Linked DNA regions of Homo sapiens: region 2 is linked to region 1. A link is an interaction called in ENCODE POLR2A ChIA-PET data of the cell type or tissue named here. Cell type or tissue: MCF 10A. All regions are shown on one strand. Each heading gives the region's core, and the rest is flanking DNA. Links, peaks and the distances in the headings are about the cores only.

Region 1 (11,410 bases), core at 1,762-9,761:
GTTTGTTACATGAGTATATTGCATGATGCTGAGGTTTGGGATACAAATGATCCCTTCTCCCAAGTAGTGATCATAGTACTCAACAGTTAATTTTTCAAACTTTGCCACCCTTCCTCCTTTCCCCTCCAGTAGTCCCCAGTTTCTATTGTTGCCATCTTTTGTAGGTTTGTGTGTGTGTGTGTTTTGAGACAGGGTCTTATTCTGTCACTCAGGCTGGAGTGCAGTGGGTGATCTCAGCTCACTGCTGCCTCGACCTCCTGGTTTCAAGAAATCTCGCCTCAGCTCCCCAAGTAGCTGGAACTACAGGCGTGTGCCACCATGCCTAGCTAATCTCTTTTTTTTTCTTGAGATGGGGTTTCACTATGTTGTCTCAAATTCCTGAGCTCAAACAATCCACCCACCTCAGCCTCCCAAAGTGCTGGGATTACAGGCGTGAACCACTGAGCCTGGCCTTTATTGCTGCCATCTTTATGTCCATGTGTACCCAATGTTTAGCTCCCGCTTAGAACAAGATATGTGGTATTTGGTTTTCTGTTCCTACACTAGTTCGCTTAGGATAATGGTCTCCAGCTGCATCCATGTTGCTGCACAGCACATGATTTTGTTCTTTTTATGACGGCACAGTATTCCATGGTGTATATGTACCAAATTTTCTTTAACCAATTCAGCGCTGATGGGCACCCAGATTGATTCCATATCTTTGCTATTGTGAATAGTGCTGTGATGAACACATGAGTGCATGTGTCTTTTTGATAGAACGATTCGTTTTCTTTTGGGACTATACCCAGTAAAGGGACTGCTGGGTAAAATGGTAATTCTGTTTTTACTTCTTTGAGAAACCTCCAAACTGCTTTCCACAGTGGCTGAACTAATTTACATTCCCAACAACAGTGTATACACATTCCATTTTCTCTGCAGCCTTGCCAGTATCTGTTGTTGTTTTTTTTTTTTTAACTTTTTAATAATATTCCTTCTGACTAGTGTGAGAGGATTTTGATTTTCATTTCTCTAATAATTAGTGATGATGAACATTTTTTCTTATGTTTATTGGCCGCTCATATGCCTTCTTTTGAAAAGTGTCTGATCATGTCTTTTGCCCACTTTTTAATGGAGTAATTAGGTTTTTTGCTTCTTATAATTGTTCCTTATAGATTCTGGATATTAGACTTTGTCAGATGCGTACTTTGTGGATATTTTCTCCCATTCTGTGAGTTGTCTGTTTACTCTATTGATGGTTCCTTTTGCTGTGCAGAAGCTCTTTATTTAAGTAGACCCCACTTGTCAATTTTTGGTTTTGTTACAATTGCTTGAGGACTTAGTCACAAATTATTTCCCAAGGCTGATGTCCAGAAAGGTATTTCCTAGGTTTTCTTCTAGGATTCTTAGTTTGAAGTCTTACATTAAATTTTTAATCCACCTTGAGTTATTTTTTGTATTTGGTGAAATATAGGGGTCCAGTTTCCTTGTTCTGCATATGGCTAGCTAGCTATCCCAGCACCATTCATTGAATAGGAAGTCCTTTCCTCATTGCTTATATTTGTCAACTTTGTCAAAGATCAGATGGCTGTAGGTGTATGGCTTTATTTCTGGGTTCTCCATTTTGTTCCATTGGTCTATACGCTGTTTTTATACCAGTACCAGGCCATTTTGGCTACTGTAGCTTATAGTATAATTTTAAGTCAGGTAATATGATGCTTCTGGCTTTGTTCTTTTTGTTTAGGATTGCTTTGGCCATTCAGGGTCTTTCTTGGTTCGATATGAAGTTTACAATTTTTTTTTAATTCTGTGAAAAATTATTTTGGTAGCTTGATAGGAATAGTGTTGAATCTATAGATTGCTTTGGACAATGTGGTCATTTTTACAAATATTGATTCTTCCAACCCATGAGTGTGGAATGTTTTTCCATTTGTGTCATTTATGATTTCTTTCAGCAGTGTTTTATAGTTTTCATTGTAGAGATCTTTCATCTCCTTGGTTACATGTATTCCTAGGTTTTTATTTGTGTGTGTGTGGTTCCTGTAAATGGCTCTTGGCTTGAGTGTTATTGATGTATAGAAATGCTACTGATTTTTATACAATGATTTTGTATCCTCAAACTGTACTGAAATATTTGATCAGTTTTATAGCCCTTCACTGGAGTTTTTAAGGTTTTCTAGGTACAGAATCGTATCATCAGTGAAGAGAGACAGTTCGACTTCTTGTCCTATTTGGATTCTGTGTTAGTCTGTTTTTGTGTTGCTATAAAGGAATACCTGATGCTTGGTAATTTAATTTGTAAGGAAAAAAAAGGTTTTATTTTGGCTCATGGTCTGCATGTTGTACAGGAAGCATGGTGCCCACAAATGTTCCTGGTGAGGACCTCAGGAAGCTTACAATCATGGTGGAAGGTGAAGGGGGAGCCAGCACATCACACGGCAAGAGAGGAAGCAGATGGAGGGTGTCCTACACTCTTTTAAACAACCAGATCTCACATGAACTCATAGAGTGAGAATTTGCTCCTTACCACCAAGACGGCACCAAGCCATTCATGAGAGATCTGCCCCCATAATCCAAACACCTCCAACTGGGCCCAACCTCCAACATTGGGGATTGCATTTTAACATAAGATTTGGAGAAGACAAATATTTAAACTATATCAGATGCATTTTCTTTCTTTCTCTTGCCTGATTGCACCAGCTAGTAATTTCAGTATTATGTTGAATTGGGGTGGTGAGAGTAGGCATCCTTTTCTTGTTCCTACTCTCAAGGGGAATGCTTCCAGCATTCGCCTGCTCAGTATGATGTTGGCTGTGGGTTTGTCATTGATGTTTCTTATTATTTTGAGGTATGTTCCTTCAACGCCTAATATATTGAGGGTTTTTATCATGAAGGGTATTGGACTTTATCAAAAGCTTTTCCCACATCTATCAATATGATCATATGGTTTTTGTTTTTAATTCTATTTATGTGGTGAATCACTTTTATTGCTTTGCTGAACCAACATTGCATCCCAGAAATGAAGCCTACTTGATTGCGATAAATTAACTTTTTGTTGTGCTGCTGGATTCAGTTTGCTAGTATTTTCTCGAGGATTTTTGCATCTATGTTTCTCAGGGATGTTGGCCTGTAGTTTTCTTTTCTTGTTGTGCCTTTGCCAGGTTTTGGTATTAGGGTGGTGTTGGCTTCATAGAATGAGTAGGGAGCAGTTCCTCCTCCTCAATTTTTTGGAATAGTTTCACTAGAATTGGTACTAGCTATTCTTTGTACATCTGGTGGAATTTGGCTGTGAATCCATTTGGTCTGGGGCATTTTTGATTGGTAGGCTTTTTATTCCTGATTCAATTTCAGAACTCTATATTGGTCTGTTCAGAGTTTCCGTTTCTTCCTGATTTAGTCTTGGAAGGTTGTGTGTTTTCAGGAATTTACCCATTTCATCTAGATTTTCTAGTTTGTGTGCATAGAGGTGTTCATAATAACCTCTGAGGATCTTTTGTATTTCTTGGATCAGTTATAATGTCACCTTTGTCATTTATGATTGTGCTTATTTGGATCTTCCCTCTTTTTTCTTTGTCAATGTAGCTAGCATTCTTTCAATCCTGTTTATCCTTTCAAATACACTTTTGGTTTGTTATTTAATGCTTTTTATGAAATTTTGGTCTCAATTTTTCTCAATTTTTCCCTGATTTATTTTATTCTGCTAGATTTTCAGTTAGTTTGTTCTTGTTTTTCTAGTTCCTCTAAGTGTGATGTCACATCATTAATTTGAGATTTTTCTAACTTTTTGAGGTAGGCATTTAGTGCTATGAACTTTCCCCTTAACACTGCTTTTGCTGTCTCCCAGAGATGTTGTCATGTTGTGTTTCTGTTTTTATTTATTTCAAATTTTTTTTAATTTCTGCCTTAATTTAATTGTTTACCCGAAAGCCATTCAGGAGCCAACCGTTTAATTTCCATATGATTGTGTGGTTTTGAGAGATCTTCTTGGTATTGATTTCTATTTGTATTCCACTGTGTTCCAAGTGTATGGCTGGTATGAGTTTAATTTTTTTTTAATTTATTGAAACTTGCTTTACGGCCAAGCATGTGGTCTTTCTTAGAGTATGTTTAGTATGCAGTTGAGAAGAATGTATATTTTGTGCAGTTAGTGGATGGGGTATTCTGTAGATGTCTATTAGATCCAACTGGTCAAGTGTCATTTTGGTTTCAATTCTCAAGTCCAGAATTTCTTTGTTAGTTTTCTGCTTGATGATCTGTCTAATGCTGTCAGTGGGGTATTGAAGTCCCCCGCTATTATTGTGTGACTATTTAAGCTTTTTCATAGATCTAGAAGTACTTGTTTGATGAATCTGGGTGTTGCAATGTTGGTGTGTGCATATATTTAGGATAATTAAGTCTTCTTGTTGAATTGAACCCTTTGACATTATGTAATGCCCTTCTTTGTCTTTTTTTACTGTTGTCGGTTTAAAGTCTCTTTTATCTGATGTAAGAATAGTGACTCCTGCTCTTGCTTGTTTCCCTTTTATGTGATAGACCTTTCTCCAACCCTTTACCTTGAGCCTATGAACATCATTAAGTGTGAGATGAGTCTCTTGAAGACAGAAGATGGACGGATCTTTTTTTAATCCAACTTGCCACTCTGTGCCTTTTAAGTGGGGGCATTTAGATCATTTATATTCAAGGTCAACATTAATATGTGAGGTTTTGAGAAAAGTGTGAAGTTGTTAGCTGGTTTCTTTGTACTTTCAATTGTATGGTTGCTTTATAGGGTCTGTGAGCTATGTACTTAAGTGTGTTTTTTGGCAGGTATCATATTTCATTTACATGTTTAGAACTCACTTAAGGATCCCTTGTATGGCTGGTCTAGTGGTAGCAAATTGCCTTAGCACTTACTTGTCTGGAACATATTTTATTTCTCCTTTGCTTATGAAGCTTAGCATGGCAGGATAGGAAATTCTTGGTTGGAATTTCTTTTCTTTAAGAAGGCTAAACTAGGCCCCCAATCTCTCGTGGCTTGCAAGGTTTCTGTTGAGAAGTCTGCCATTAGCCTGATGGGGTTCCCTTTGTATATGAGCTGACCTTTTACTCTAGCTGCCTTTAAGATTTTTTTCTTTAGTGTTGACCTTGAAAAATCTGGTGACTATATGCTTTGGTGGTGATCACTTTGTATAGTATCTCACAGGTGTTCTCTGAATTCCTTGTATCTGGATGTCTACTTCTCTAGCAAGATTTAAGAATTTTTCTTGAATTATTCTCTCAAATATATTTTCCAGGTTGTTTACTTTTTTCTCCATCTCTCTCAGAAAAGCCAACAATTCATAGTTTTGGCCACTTTACATAGTCCCACATTTTTCATAGACTTTATTTTTTAAATTCTTTTTTCTTTATTTTTGTCTGACTGGGTTAGTTCAAAAAACAGGTCTTCAAGCTCTGAAATTATTTCTTCTGCTTGGTCTAGTTTATTGATAAAGCTTTCAGTTGCATTTTGAAATTCCTTAAGTGAGTTTTTCTATTCCAGAAGCTTTGATTGATTTCTTTTTAAGATGTTTATATCTTTCATTTCCTGGATTGCTTTAGAAATTTCTTTGTGTTGATTTTCAGTCTTGTCTTGGATTCCATTGAGATTTCTTGCAATCCATGCTTTGAATTCTTTGTTGTTTCTGAGTTTCCATTTTGATTAGCCACCATTGCTGGAGAGCTAGTGTGATTCTTTGGTAGTTTCACTACATTCAGGTTTTTCATGGTGTCAGAATTCTTGCAATGGCTTCTTCTCTTCTAGAGACACTAGCACTTTCTAATTTTTTAATTATTTTTTACAGGTAGGATTTTTTGTCTATTTTCCTATGATATTATTATATTTTTTCTTTCCTTTTCCCTTTCTCCGCCTTTCTAGGGTGTGTGACTGGTGGGGAGCGTCTTTTGGCTTTGCTCCTACAGCCCTATGCACTTCTGTAAGCAGGTTTTTATTGGGCTATGCGGTTTGACTTGTAAGCCAGTAGATGGCGCTTATAGGTAAGAGCCAGCTGCCGTCAATGCGGCTGGGTATATATTTCATCTTTGTTTACTGGGAGAAACTGTATATTGCTTCAGGCGATGGGCTGATCCACGGAGTGCACAGTGATCTGAGCTTCCTGTTCAGCCCCGGGTTGGCAGGGGGCAAGATGGCCAGGCCACAGCCCACCTACAGGTTCCTCTGATGACAGGCACAAGCACCAGCACCAATGGAGAATCCAGTTAGCGGTTACCAAGTGCCCAGAGGTGTGCCTAGGCATGGTGCTGGGAAACCTCCTATGTCACAAGTTCTTTGCACGGGGGAGGAGATGGCCTAAACTCCTAATCCAAGAGAGTGGGTGCTCCAGATTCCTGGAGATCTGCCTGGGTGTGGAGTGCAGAGGGCCCCACTGCACCACAACCTCTGCACAGGAGGGGCAGGCAACTCAGACTGCTGACCCCGGCAAATGGGTGCTCCTAATACCTGGTGATCTGCCTGGGCGTGAAGCAGAGAGGGCCCCCCTGCACCATGATCTCTGCATAGGAGTGGGGTGTCAGGCTGCTGAACCAGACAAGCAGGTGCTCTGCATGCCTGGAGATCTGCCTGGGCATGAAGCAGAGAGGGCCCTCTGCACCTAGATCTCTGAATAGGAAGGGTGAAGTGACTCAGGCTGTCAATCTGGGCAAGCAGAAGCTTTGAGTGTTTGGAGCTCTGCCTGGACATGGAGCAGAGAGGGATCCATTGCACCACAACCTATTCCCAAGAGGGATGGGGCAACTCAGGCTGCCAGTACATGTGAGCAGGTGCTCCGAATGCCTGGAGTTCTGCATGGGGGTGGAGCAGAGAGGGCTCCACTGCCCCACAATCTCAGGGGAGCAGGCTAGGGAACCCAGCAATGACACATGCACACCAGTTCCAGGTTGCCAAGCCAGCCCTGGCAGCAAGTCTCATCACCCAAGAGAAATTGCAGCTGTAGCAGATCTTCTCTTGTCCCAGGCTCTTATCAGCTGGACAATGTCATGGGGGCTGTTTGCCCATATCCTCCTCCCTGAGATCTGGGATGTCCATCATGATTCCAGGGAATTCCCATTTTCCTTCTTGAATTAAAGCTCATAGAGTTTATCTTTATACACTGTTTTGCTATTTCCAAGTGGCTAAGGCACACTAAAAGCCTCTCATCCACCATCTTAACTTAAAAGTTCACATTTAAACACCATGAATGTTGGAATCAGCTTTATTAATGGAAATTGCATTACCATTAAAATAATGGTTCTGGCCAGGTGCAGTGGCTCACGCCTGTATCCCAGCACTTTGGGAGGCCGAGGTAGGCAGATCACTTGAGGTCAGGAGCTCAAGACTAACCTGGCCAACATGGTGAAACCCTGTCTCTACTAAAAATACAAAATTAACTGGGCATGGTGGCGGGTGCCTGTAATCCCAGCTACTCAGGAGGCTGAGGCAGGAGAATCGCTTAAACCCAGGAGGCGGAGGTTGCAGTGAGCTATCTTGCCACAGCACTCCAGCCTTGGCGACAGAGTGACACTCTGTCTCTGTCTCTCTCTCTGTCTCTCTCTCTCTCTGCCTCTATCTATCTCTCTGCCTCTATCTATCTATTTATATATATATATAAAATTTTTAAAAAATGGTTCTGCAGACTGTACAGGTAGCATGGCACCATCATCTGCTTCTGGTCAGGACCTCAGGAAGCTTTTATTCATGGTGGAAGGCACAGGAGGAGCAGGTATGTCACATGGCGAGAGAAGGAGCAAGCTCAGTCTACTTCTACCTGCTTTCCGGCTCCTTTACTACAGCAAGAAAAGTTCTTGTTCATGTCACAATAACCTCCATATTGTCAAACTTTTTTTCATTTTTCAACTTACTTGACTTCTTGGCAGGCTTTGAACCAGTTAATAATTTCCTCCTTCTTGAAATGTTCACCTCCCTTAGCTTTTTAAAATTGAATTATTTTGAAATAACTGTAGATTGATATTCAGTTATAAGAAGTAATACAGAACAATCTCAGGTACCCCCCACCTAGTTTTTCCCAATGGTAACATCTTAGAAAACTATAGTATAATATCATACTCAGAATATTGACATTAATACACTCAAGGTATAGAACAGTTTCCTCTATTTTTTTCCTTTTATACACTGTTCTTTTGGTGTCAAACCAAAGAACCTATGACTAGGTCTAGATCCTAGAGGTCTTCTCCTATGTTCTTCTCCTCTGTTTGTCCTAAAGTTTTACAATTTTACTTTTTTTTTTTTTTTTTTTTTTTTTTTTTGAGACAGGGTCTCGCCCTGTTGCCAGGCTGGAGTGCAGTGGTGCGATCTCGGCTTACTGCAACCTTCGCCTCCCAGGTTCAAGCAATTCTCCTGCCACAGCCTCCCGAGTAGCTGGGACTACAGGTGTGCACTACCACACCTGGCTAATTTTTGTATTTTTAGTAGAGATGGGGTTTCACCATGTTGGCCAGGATGGTCTTGATCTCCTGACCTCATGATCTGCCCACCTCGGCCTCCCAAAGTGCTGGGACTACAGGCGTGAGCCACTGCACCTGGCCTACAGTTTTACATTTTACATTTAAGTTCATGACTCATTTTGAGTTAGTTTTTGTATGAGGCTTAGGCTGGGGCTTTTTGTTTTGTTTTGGCCTATGAATGTCCAATTGCTCCAATATCATTTGGTGAAAAGTCTATCCTTCCTCCATTGAATTACTTGTGCAAAAAAGTGGACACCCCAACACCATACTGTCTTGATTACTATAGTTATATAGTAATCTTAATAGATAATGTCTGTTTTGTTAACAACTCCTCAACTCCTTGCAAGGTGCCTAGCAAATTGATACAAAACACGTTTTTTTCTTGATTCAATTTTTTTTTTTTTGCTTTTTATTTTTTGTTTCAATAGAGTTTTGGGCAATAGGTGGTGTTTGGTTACGTGGATAAGTTCTTTAGTGGTGATTTCTGGAATTTTGGTGCACCCATCACCCAAGCAGTGTACACTATACCCGATGTGTAGTCTTTTATCCCTCATCCCCTTCCCACCCTTTCCTCTGAGTCTCCAAAGTCCATTGTGTCATTCTTATGCCTTTGTGTCCTCATAACTTATCTCCCACTTAAGAGTGAGAACATATGATGCTTGGTTTTCCATTCCTGAGTTACTTCACTTAGAATAATGGTCTCCAATTCCATCCATGTTACTGCAAATGCCATTATTTCATTCCTTTTTATGGCTGAGTAGTAGTATTCCATGGTATATATATACCACATTTTCTTTATCCACTAGTTGACTGATGGGAATTTCAGCTGATTCCACATTTTTACAATTGCAAATTGTGCTTCTATAAACATATGTGTGCAAGTATCTTTTTAGTATGATTACTTATTTTCCTCTGGGTAGATACCCAGTAATGGGATTGCTGGATCAAAAGGTAGATCTACTTTTGGTTCTTTAAGAAATCTCCAGGCTGTTTTCCATAGTGGCTGGGACTAGTTTACATTCCCACCAGCAGTGTAAAAGTGTTCCCTTTTCACCACATCCACGCCAACATCTATGTTTTTTATTTTTTTATTATGGCCATTCTTGCAGGAGTAAGGTGGTATCACATCATGGTTTTGATTTGCATCTCGTGGTTTAGTGATGTTGTACATTTTTTCATATGTTTGTTAGCCATTTGTGCACCTGTGTATCTCCACTGGTGGTAGCAGGGGAGTAAAGTGGACTCTGTGAGGGTCCTTGGTTGTAGTTCTGTTTAGTGCACTGGTTTTGTGTTGGTTGGCCTCCAGCCAGGAGGTGGTGCTTTCAAGACAATGTCAGCTGCGGTAGTATAGGGAGGATATAAGCTTGCCCTAGGGTCAGGTGGATAAGTATTCGGGGTGTCTCAGGCAGAGGGTGGGGCCATAGAGCTTTCAAGAGATTATGCCCTTTGTCTTCAGCTACCAGGGTGGGTTGAGAAAGACCATAAGGTGGAGGCACGGTTGGTTGTGTCTGAGCTCAGACTCTCCTTAGGCAGAGCTTGCTGTGGCTGCTGTGGCGGATGGGAGTGTGGTTATCAGGCCAATGGAATTACGTTCCCAGGGGGACTATTATCGGGGGACCTGCCCCGATAATCACGTAGGTTCTTTTCTATTTTCCTAAGCATCGGCTGGCTTGAGAAATAAAAGGACAGAGTACAAAAGAGAGAAATTTTAAAGCTGGGTGTCCGGGGGAGATATCACACGTTGGTAGGATCCATGATGCCCCACAAGCTACAAAAACCAGCAAGTTTTTATTAGGGAGTTTCAAAAGGGGAGGGAGTATACGAATAGGTGTGGGTGACAGACATCAAGTACTTAACAAGGTAATAGAATATCACAAGGCAAGTGGAGGCAGGGCGAGATCACAGGACCACAGGATGGAGGCGAAATTAAAATTGCTAATGAAGTTTCGGGCACCATTGTCATTGATAACATCTTATCAGGAGACAGGGTTTTGAGATCAACCGGTCTGACCAAAGTTTATTAGGTGTGAATTTCCTCTTCCTAATAAGCCTGGGAGCACTATGGGAGACTGGAGTTTATTTCACCTCTGCAATCTCGACCATAAGAGACAGGTACGCCCCGGGGGGGCCAGTTCAGAGACCTACCCCTAGGTGCGCATTCTCTTTCTCAGGGACGTTCCATGCTGAGAAAAGGAATTCAGTGATAATTCTCCCATTTGCTTTTGAAAGAAGAGAAATATGGCTCTGTTCTGCGCAGCTCACCGGCGGTCAGAGTTTAAGGTTATCTCTCTTATTCCCTGAACAATTGCTGTTATCCTGTTCTTTTTTCAGAGTGCCCACATTTCATATTGCTCAAACACACATGCTGTACAATTTGTGTACTTAACGCAATTATTGCAGGGTCCTGAGATGATACACATCCTTCTTGGCTGACAGGATTAAGAGATTAAAGCAAAGACAGGCATAGGAAATCACAAGGATATTGATTGGGGAAGTGATAAGTGTCCATGAAATCTTTACAATTTATGTTTAGAGATTGCAGTAAAGACAGGCATAAGACATTACAAAAGTATTAATTTGGGGAACTAATAAATGTCCATAAAATCTTCACAATCCACATTCTTCTGTCATGGCTTTAGCCGGTCCCTCCGTTTGGGGTCCCTGACTTCCCGCAACAGACTATGGCTGTCTCTGCTGTGTCATACAGGTCACCAGGGAAGTGGGGGAAAGCAGCAGTGACAGGTCTCACCGGGCTCCCACACAGCCCAAAAGGCCAGTCTTACTTCCACCATGCCCCCGCCAACTGCACTGAGTTTGTTCCCAGGCAGCTGGTGAGCAGGGCTGAGAACTTGCCCCAGGCTACAAGCCTCCCCACTGAGAAAGCAAGTAGGGCTTTCAGGGTTCATGCTTCCCTGCCTGCCACAGTTACCTTGCTTGTATCCACACTCCCCGTTTGCTC
Region 2 (9,884 bases), core at 606-8,605, 69 kb before region 1:
ATCTGCCTCCCCTCACACAAGGATGGACACCTTATATTTTGAGCTGCCTGATAATAATTCCTTTAACTTTTTATGATTAAGAGAATATAAGTAAATAGTTTAAAAAGTCAAATAGTTCTACTACATGTCTCACAAAAACAGCAGTTCCCTGCCCGACTCCTTCCCGTTTCTGAGTCCCATTCACGAAAGGCAACCACTCTTAACTCTTTTTAAAAGTCTTCTTGCCCCCATGTTTTTATTATGTTTGCTCTGATATGTCCTACCTTTTTTCCATTCCATCATTTTCTTTCAACTTCGTACCCTAGAAGTTGGAGATTGAGCTCTTTTACACCACTCCCCTCACACCCACCATGTTCTTCCAAAATAGTTATATCACAAGTTTTAGTTAAATCCAAGTTTGCAGTAGTATGGCTATATAAATATTGTTCACAGCTGAGGAACACAGTATACTATGATTCTTTCTTGTACAACATTTACAAAAATTTTCCCGGAGGTTAATAATTGCTTCATTTGGGGATTAATAAATGCATTATCACTCATCCCGAAATTTCCAACAAAACCATTAAACTTCTTTCAATTGATTCAAACATATCAGATGATATATCAGTTTCTTGTGATTTTTCCCTCAGAGACATGCCATGTGAAGCCCTCCATTCTCTTCCCCCATCATGACCTGGTTGCTCTCCTAAGCCTGCTGCTCTACCGTCATGCTTCAGCTTTCCCATTTTATAGATGATGAGGCTTTGCAAGTTCCTTCAAGATCCTGCTCAAATAGCACTTTGTTGGTAAAGCCATCCCAGTTCTATAAGCATAATTTTCCTCCCTTGGTGCTCTATAGACCCTGTTCAGACTTCTATTATAGGATTTAGCATGTTTTAGTTGTGTTTGTCCCTCTAGCTGAACTGTGAGCTCCTTGAGTATAGGACATACATCTTCTTTATCTCTGTATCTTTATCACCTAGGACAGTCCCTGGAACACAGTAGATATTCAATAAATATTTGAGGAAGGAAGGAAGAAAGAAGGGATGTGGGAGGGAGAGAGGAAGGCAGTGCTGGACATCATTGGAAAAAAGACTAGAAAGGAAGCAATGCTCAAGTCCAAATCCTACATATCTCTACATCTGCAGTATGATTGTACCTCTGAGAAGGCAAAAAGATATTGAGGGAATTCTAAAGAAAGATAACAGAAATGATGCAGGAAATATAGCTGAAAGTGATATGAGAATAAAGGAGCAAACTTCAGGAGAAATAAAAGGAAGAAAGTTCAGGTGCATAGGAAGAGCAAAAACCCACTGGAACTTGCCATCCCTGGATATGGCATATATTAAAATCACAAATTCAAAGTAAGTTTGAAAAAAGATCCTAAGTGTTATTAAGTGATCCTTGAGATGTTTGGTGAGATATTCCTTGTGAGGAGTTGCCCCTGGGTCAGCTCAATTGGACAATTCCAGGAGTCTTAAATCTTACACTCAGAGAGTGAGTAAGCACCTTCGAATAGGAAAATTGAGGTTTAGAGGCATCCTGGCTCTGCCAGTTACTAACTGGATGACCTTGGGCAAGTCATTTACTTCCCTGAGCTTCAGTGTTCTTTTCAGCAAAATGAGGCCGACAATAGTCTGCCTCCCTAGATAGGGGTGGTTGGGAGGAAAGAGTGAGATAATACTCAGCATAATTCATGCTCCACAAATAGTAGCTACCGTGATTGTGGGTACGAGTGTTATTATTATAATACTATTATTATTAGTGGCAGATCTTTGCAAGGTATATGTTTGTCAGAGCTACAGTGTCACCTGGATTTACCAACAGCATCACAAAGAGAAATTCAGCCTGCTGTTATCAGAAAGGCTTCTTTTTTAGTATTGAATAGTAATACCTACCTTCTAGCGATTTTGTGAAGCAAACAAATTGCTTTTTGTAAAGGATTTAGGGCAGCATATGGCATATATTATTATGTGAGCATTAGATATTAGGATGGTCATTCATCATATCAGCCTGTATATAAAGCACACAAATCTCCAGAGAAGCAGGAAGCACTAACTGGGGATCCTAACTAATTTATTTGTCTGACAGGCCCAGACTACTTGATTTAAGGAGAAACCGTTAAAGTTGTATGGTCAACTCACGTGAAGAAGTGAGATCGATTTCGCAGGAACTATTGCCAAGTCTGTTGATGGCAGTACACTGGTAATAACCTTGTTCAAAATTTGTCAGATTTCCAATGACCAAAATCCCGGTGGTTGGGTCTGTTGAAACCAGGGAATAGACTTTTGAGATCTCTTCTGTGCATACAGATAACATCAGTGTAACAGATCACTCAATGTCCACCCACTCCCCCATATTGGCCTCTCTTTCTTGAGATGTTCAGGATTCAACTAGGCCCCTCAGGACTGTTCCAGTGCTAACTCACCTGGGACCATGCCTGTTCCCTACATATTCACCATCTCTGAGCTGGCTTTTAGAATTTGGGGAGTAGACCAGAACACAATCATCGTGTTGGGAGACAGGCATTCTTTTTACATTACCAGCCGCCCCCCTCCACCCGCCACCACTGAGAAAACAAGAAGATTGAACTGTAAGGTCAAGCAGCCAACCACACACTCCTGCTGTCATCCAACCACAGACACCAGGCCTTTCCAGGGTCTACTGCAGGTTACACTTACTGAAGTTTTCTTTCACTGGCACGATGTCTCTTCCCTCAAGTTTATGCCAGTAGTACACAGGGGAAGGTGTTCCAAGCGCAGAGAGACAGGAAAGGGAAATAGTGTGGCCAGTTTCTGGTCTTCCTTGAACGCTACAAAGGGGCTTAGAAGGTTTCACTGTAAGGCAATGACAAAGAATAAAAATTCTTTAGGATGAATGGCATTCTGTGACAATTGCAGTCACTTCCTCACTTTCATTTTGAATAATATGTGTGTTTATTTATTTTTAAAAAAAATTCTTGGCCAGGCGCAGTGGCTCATGCCTGTAATCCCAGCAATTTGGAAGGCCGAGGTAGGTGGATCACCTGAGGTCAGGAGTTCGAGACCAGCCTGGCCAATGTGATGAAACACCATCTCTACTAAAAATACAAAAATTAGCTGGGCGTGGTGGTGGGCGCCTGTAATCCCAGCTACTTGGGAGGGTGAGGCAGTAGAATCACTTGAACCTGGGAGGCAGAGGTTGCAGTAAGCCAAGATCACGCCACTGCACTCCATCCTGAGCAACAAAGTGAGACTGGGTCTCCACACACACAAAAAAAATTATTAAAATGTATGTTGGCAGTTTTCTGCTTGCACCACCAGGTGGGAGTAGAGCACTTCAGGTGCAGGGCCCTTCTAGTCAAGAGGCCATTAAGATTCAAATAGTGACTCCTCTGTCTGCCTCCTCCTCAGATTTATAACCATGAATTTCCGCATTGTGTCTTAAAATATGCCTTTATTAAAACAGCCAAATATAAGCAAATACTAAATGACCAGGAATATAGTTTATGCTTTAAAAGCACAGTTTTAAAGGAAAATAGAATCCTTAAATACTCTGAGATAACCTATTATTCTTTTTAAAATATTTAATGCTGTATTTCTCTTTTCTCTCATGATTATTTTCTTTTTTTTTTTTTTTTTTGCATTTGTTCATCTGTGGGTGACACAAATAGTTGAAAGGTTTAAATTTGCCTGTGTGCATCATCAGTAGGGGAAGTCCATTTGGGGGGTGCACGCTACTCAGCACTGAAATATTTATTCATCCTTCACTCAGCAAGCACCCATGCCTTCTGTGGGCCTGGCATGGGACTAGGCACCAGGAATTCAAAAGTAACTTTCACACAGTTCTAAAGTGGGGTGGGAGAGGGATGAGAGATGACTTTAGAGAGGGGAAGAGGCCTCCAAGACCACAGCAGGAAGAACAGGTTTTAGGTGAAGGGGTGACAAGGAGGAAGGGGTACTAATGAGGTCAGTCCGGGACATAGAGTTTTAGCTGCTTATGAAAACATGTCAGGGGAGAAGTCCTGTGGGAAGCTGGGAATCTGAATCTCCTCATTCATCTTACTTACTTGCACGGTTTATTCTATCTTACATATCTTATACATTTATATATCTATCATATCTACATATCTATCTTATATCTCTTATCTTAGATATTTATTTTATATCTATACATCTATCTTATACACCTTATATATCTATCTTATATACAGACAATGATGTAAATTTCTATACTTTCCAACTCACCTTGCTTATCTTCATTTTGCTCTAGAACCCTTTAAAGCTTAGGTTCTCTAATTTAGGTGAGTTAGACATGAAATGTGTCATATTACTCAGTCCTACAGCTCTTACCTGAGACGCAGTGGTTAAGGGCACAGCTCTGGATCCACACAGAATACGGGCTTTGTAACTCTACCCTGGATCTGTATAGGCAAGTTACCTAACTTAGCCAAACCTCAGCTGACTCATCTGTAAAACGTGACTAAGAGATTATCTAACCTCTGGCTGATCCAAGTATTAAATACAATAATAAATATAGGGCCTAGAACCTGGAATTTCTGTTGGCCACAGCAGCACTAATTCCTGCTACTAAAGTTACTCTCCCATTGACTTCCGCTCAGTTCAGCCTTCCCAGACTCTCACTATCTGTACACAGGTGCGAGAAGACAGATGCATATAGCTATAATTCTTAAACAGTTTACTAGCCCTATCTTTTAAGCATGTGTCTTTTTAATTGAAAGGAATATCCTTCTACTTAGTTCTTTATTCTTTCTTATCAAAGATTTTCTCAGGTAGGAACAACTTGTTGGATGTGCCTATCCTAAACTAAGCTATTTAACCAGAAGTCCATTGCAGCTATCACTAGATTTAGATACTGCCTTTTTAAAAAGATGGCTATTGTATAGCCTTTACAGCAGAATAGAACAATTTGAACAGAAAATTAAATGGGGGTGTTTCATCACAAAGTTGGACACCAGGACTTGAACTAAATTATGGCAAAAACCTGGAATGACTTGCACTCATTTCTTGAGCCCAGAATCAAACCCAGATAGGCATTTTTTTTGCTTAGAATATTTTTCTCCTTTTATTTTTTATTAACAAAACATTTAGTGAATCACTTTGAACCAAGTCCCAAACCTATATATTTTCTAAAACTACTGACCCAGGATTGAACTGAAATTTCATCCAGTTAAAGTCCCCAGTGGAACTTGGGTATTTTACTGGCAAAGCCATTGATCTACCATTTAGCTTTATTGCTTTCAACAGAATTGGGGTGGGAGGAAAAGGCTCAGCTCAGAAAAAAAAAGAAAAAAGAAAAAACAAAGTGCTTCAGTAGGTTCTTAAACCTTCCCTAAATCAATCATTTTCTTTTTATGTGCCAAATTGCGGAAGGTAGATGATGCTCATTCCAAATGCACACAAAATAATTATTCAAACTTGATCTGGGTATTTTTCAGAGATTAATTTTCCAAGGTTGTCATACCTAATGGAAAGCTCTCAAATGAATGGCCATCCAAACCACCTGGTTCTTTGCCCATTGCTGTTTCCTTCACCTAAACTGTGCCTTGCCATCTCAGCCCCTCTTCTTCATCACACACTCTTGCACATCCTTCAACATTCAGCACAAAAGTCACTTTCCTCAATAAGCCTTCTCCAATTCCTGATACAGCTTTTTGCCCTTTCCCCTGTGCCCTCATAGCTCTCCTCTCATACCTCCACTGAAAGCTTTTATGTTACGCGTCTGTCTCCTTCACTAGACTGAATTTTAGAGGGCTAAGACCCTATCTTTTACATTTCCCCATGTCCATTGCTTAGCACAGTAACTGGCACGTGTGCTCAGGGTTTGTTAAATGAATTCATGCATGAACGAGTAAATGCATGGGATTGATGCTCACTGCTGGGTAACAAAACATCTGAAAGATACATTGCTATGAGAGTCATCTTTAAGGAAATATCAACACCTCTCCCCACAATTAACCTGTCTCTCTTACCCACCTGTCCCCATCTTGCCTCACCTTTCAGTCAGGGCAAGCAAAATTGTCACTCATATACAATGAGATTTGAGAATTGCAAATAGTCGCTGCAATTTTTAGAGAAAATTAGCAGTCTCAAATTTTCCAAAAAGCCTACATTTGGAGGAGGCCTTTGTTCTTTGCCCAATTAACAAAAACAATATTTTTTAGAGTTCCTAAACAAACAAGGAAATCCACAGACCCTTCTGCCTCTTACCTTGTCTGGATCCTGGCTGCTTAAGGAAAAGTCATGACACAGAGCTATCTGACACAAAGACTCATGGGAAAAAACACCTCTGAGATGAAGTGACCCTCAACTTCTTATGGAAATTGATTTGGGATCCTCTGAGCTTTAAATTTAAGAATATTAACCTTCTTGTCTAACTTTATCTCAGGGCTATTTCCAAGCTCTGAGATGAAGAGACTTGGCTTCTTTAGATTGTTTCTGGTCAGAACATCCCAGAACCAGGAAGCAACAGAAAATCATTAGCTAATCCCTCCAGTTTTTGAACATTTAAAAACCCCTTTGATCTCCAGTATTTCATTTTATAGGTAAAATAACAAAACTGTTCATAACAAACCTGTAAAGAAGACAGGGCAGAAATTATAACCCCATCTCACAATGGTCAGAGAAAGGTGGACTGACTTGTATAAGGTCACTGAGTACAGAGTAAGATCTAAAACTCAGGTCTTCTGAGTGCCAGTTTGATGCTTTGGCATTTATAGCACATCACTTAGTTCCCATGTATATAACTAACTAGTTGATATGGTTTGGATCTGTGTCCCCACCCAAACCTCATGTCAAATTGTAATCACTAATTTTGGCGATAGGGCCTGGTGAGAGGTGACTGGATCATGGGGGCGGATTTCCCCCTCGGTGCTGATCTTGTGATAGTGAATGAGTGCTCATAAGACCTGGTTGTTTAAAAGTGTGTGGCATCTTCCCCTCCCCTTCCTCCTGTTCCAGCCATGTGAGACATCTTGCCTCCCCTTTGCTTTCTGCCATGATTGTAGTTTCCTGAGGCTTCCCAAGAAGCTGCTATGCTTCCTGTACAGCCTGCAGAACCGTGAGACAATTAAACCTCTTTTACTTATAAATTACCCAGTCTCAGGTATTTCTTTACAGCAATGCAAGAATAGACTAATACACTAGTCTTCCAAACTGAAACAGAAACTCTCCCAGGAATTTGCTTGAGTAATACTTCTCTTGTCTGTTCCTGTACCCCAATTCCTGGCACAGAACTCAGTAAGATAAAAATATGATTGATTAAGCTAACCCACTCTTAAAAAATAGCTCTTAGGTACCTTTCCCTCTTTCCCAGGTGGGTAGATGCAGTGGCAAACCTCACAGTAAATGTCAGCTGGTTCCTTTGTGGCATTACCTGAGTGGCAAGCCAGGACAACTGTAAACAGTTCTCTTGGGTATGCACCTTGTTACCAATTGCTGCTTTTCCAAGCTACTCAACTATTAAGTCACTGATTTGATGTAGTTCCTCCTTTCTTGTGATGTGTGCACACAGCTTGAGAGCAGCAATGACTAGATCAGCTTCATTTGGGGCTACCTAGAAGTGGGAAAATGCTCATCTCAACTGGTCTGTCTGTAAGAGTTGAGGATTGGCAGCCCTTTCATCCCTTGCTTCGATACTTCCCAATACCAGCCTGCAGATGGAAGTTTAGCCCACATTGTCCTCTCAGACAGAGATTGTAAGGACTTCTAGAAATGGCCAAAATTGGGAGCTTCCCAAGGGCAAAAACAACACCTCCATCACTGTAACTCAATAAATACTGAACAAATGAGATTCCAAATTCATTTTAAGAGCAGATACGGCTTGCCCAATATCATATAATGAATATTTGTATGTAAATATGTTGATTCTCAACACTAGATTAATTTCAGTCCTTTTTCCAAATAACATTAGCATTTTAAAAAAGGGACTCTCCTGTCTTTATTTAAAAGAATAATTTAATGGTGGGAATTGTGTCGAGCTTAAAAGGAATAATAAGTTGACAGTAGTCTCCCCCAGGTAGATCTGGCTGTAAATGGAGGTTTCCTCTAAAAGAGTTGCTAGTGATCATTTTGTGGGACAGTGGATTGTCTCATCTGTTCTCATTCCATCCCTCAGAGATAGGGATCACTGGAGGTTGGGTCATCTACTGCTGTCATTTTGGCAGCCCGTTTGCACAATTGTTCTGCATGTTTTATGAGTGATTTCTCAGTGTTACTGTTTTGGTTGGGCTGGTGGCTTGTCTCTATTTCCCTGATAATGAAAATATTAGGGAGTATATTTACCTACAGAGACTTAATTGGCATCATAACTCACTGTCCTGGCTCATTCAGTGTCCTAACTTTTTCCAAGAAAAGAAAAAGCAGAAAAAAGTGCTCATACCTAACACACTGACGTTGAGGATGCCTTGGTTTTGGCCGAGAAAGTCTGGGGGGTTGTTAACATCGCAGATGTAAATTCCACTGTCTGCTGGCTGCATATGCGAGATAGTGATAGATGCATTACCTGGATCGTTGGACCCTGTAATTCGATCTTTAAATTGCCCGATGGCTACAGCTTGTCCACCTTGAGAAAAGTAAATCTAGACAGAAAAATAACAGAAGTGAGAACTGGAGAGAGTCCAGGACTAGGATAAGCTACCTGAAAGCTTCTTCTAAACACATTACCTTTGATAAAGAAGCAGCATCTTCCCCCCACCAGGAACAGGTCCCTGTGGCCAAGGTTTCTCAACTCAGTGGGGCACTTTAGTTTGCTCACAGCTGCGCATTTGGCCCTCAGAGCAGCTCTGTGATGTCATCAGGGCAGGGATTAGTATGCCTATCTTACAGAGGAGGAGGCAGCTGGAGCTGACAGGATTCAACACCTAAGCTTGGGCTAGGAGATCAAGATGCTCACTTAATGAATCCACCTGAGAGAAACTCATTATGTAGAACACAAATGTCTGATGGGAAACCAAAACCATCATTTTTTTTTTTTTACCATTTTATAAACTTCTTAAAATTTGAATTTACCTTACCCAGTGAGACTATCTGGTTTCCTTAAATGTTCAAATGTTCATGCTCCTTTTAGACACACCTACTCTTTTGGATAGACAAACTTGGGTTTGTTTTGTTTATTAGAAGCAAAGCGGAAAAGCATCTTAGAAATCATCTGGTCCCATCCCTTTATAGTGGTGTTGTGAAGATGAAACTAAGAAATCTAGTAAAGGACCTCGGAAGTGCTCAGCCAATGATAGCTACCATCTTTCTCCCCATGTGGCAGAAGGCAGAACTGGAATTCTTCTGTCATTTAAACAAATAAGGCATCTCAGACCCAGAGAGATTAAGTGACCCATCTGAAGCCACAAGGGCTCATTTATTATTATTATAACTTATTAAACTTAAGATCTGGATTCTAGTCCCATTTCTATTAAAGAGCATAGATACTTAGATCATAATGGCAACTGTGGGAGCAGCATGATGTGGTGGAAAGGGTCCTGGTCTAGGGGTCAGGTGGCTTGAGTTAGTCACAGCTCTGCCCCTCACTGTGATATAGTTAGGGGAGGTGGCCTCTAGTCATGCCTCCATGGCAGCCTGGTTTTAGATAAGAAACAAAGTTATTTAATCTCTCCAACCTTTACTTTCCACATCTGAATGAGAAAAGAGAGTAATGTTTTCCAAAGTATGATATGTATTTACCAAGTATAGGCATTTAAGTTGATTTTAGGTAGTATATAAATGAAAACTTACAAATTTCAATGTGTATTAGAAACAGAAAAATCTAGCACATTAAATCTATGACTTCCTGAATATTGTTGCATAGGGTAGATTAAGGTAGATATTTTTTAAGATTTTAAGAAAACAAGTCAATACAGAAAATAACATTAAATAACAAATAGTGCTGGTGATACACAAATATGACAAAAATCA

Evidence for each region. ChIA-PET counts read pairs that join two places held together with the same protein. Peaks named below come from ENCODE experiments on the same cell type or tissue, not always from the same donor. Only the 100,000 strongest peaks of a DNase experiment are listed, where the experiment ranks them.
Region 2: POLR2A ChIA-PET joins it to region 1 with 10 read pairs; 2 of 35 experiments call an interaction of 5 or more read pairs at or near these places.

What each region holds. Positions count from the first base shown.
Region 1 is chrX:107,996,204-108,007,613 of GRCh38, reverse strand. No RefSeq gene overlaps it. Among named protein-coding and RNA genes, the nearest start is that of TEX13B, 20 kb to the right of the region's middle. RefSeq lists an enhancer at 10,856-11,410. In MCF 10A, for the core only: a CTCF peak has its summit at 5,994 (motif pointing right); DNase peaks (open chromatin) are centred at 6,013 and 6,673.
Region 2 is chrX:108,065,609-108,075,492 of GRCh38, reverse strand. VSIG1 (V-set and immunoglobulin domain containing 1) reads right to left here. Exons shown (of 7, transcript NM_182607.5): 3 at 8,359-8,557; 4 at 2,661-2,816; 5 at 2,124-2,243. Among named protein-coding and RNA genes, the nearest start is that of PSMD10, 21 kb to the left of the region's middle. In MCF 10A, for the core only: a CTCF peak has its summit at 3,271 (motif pointing right); DNase peaks (open chromatin) are centred at 3,292 and 4,402.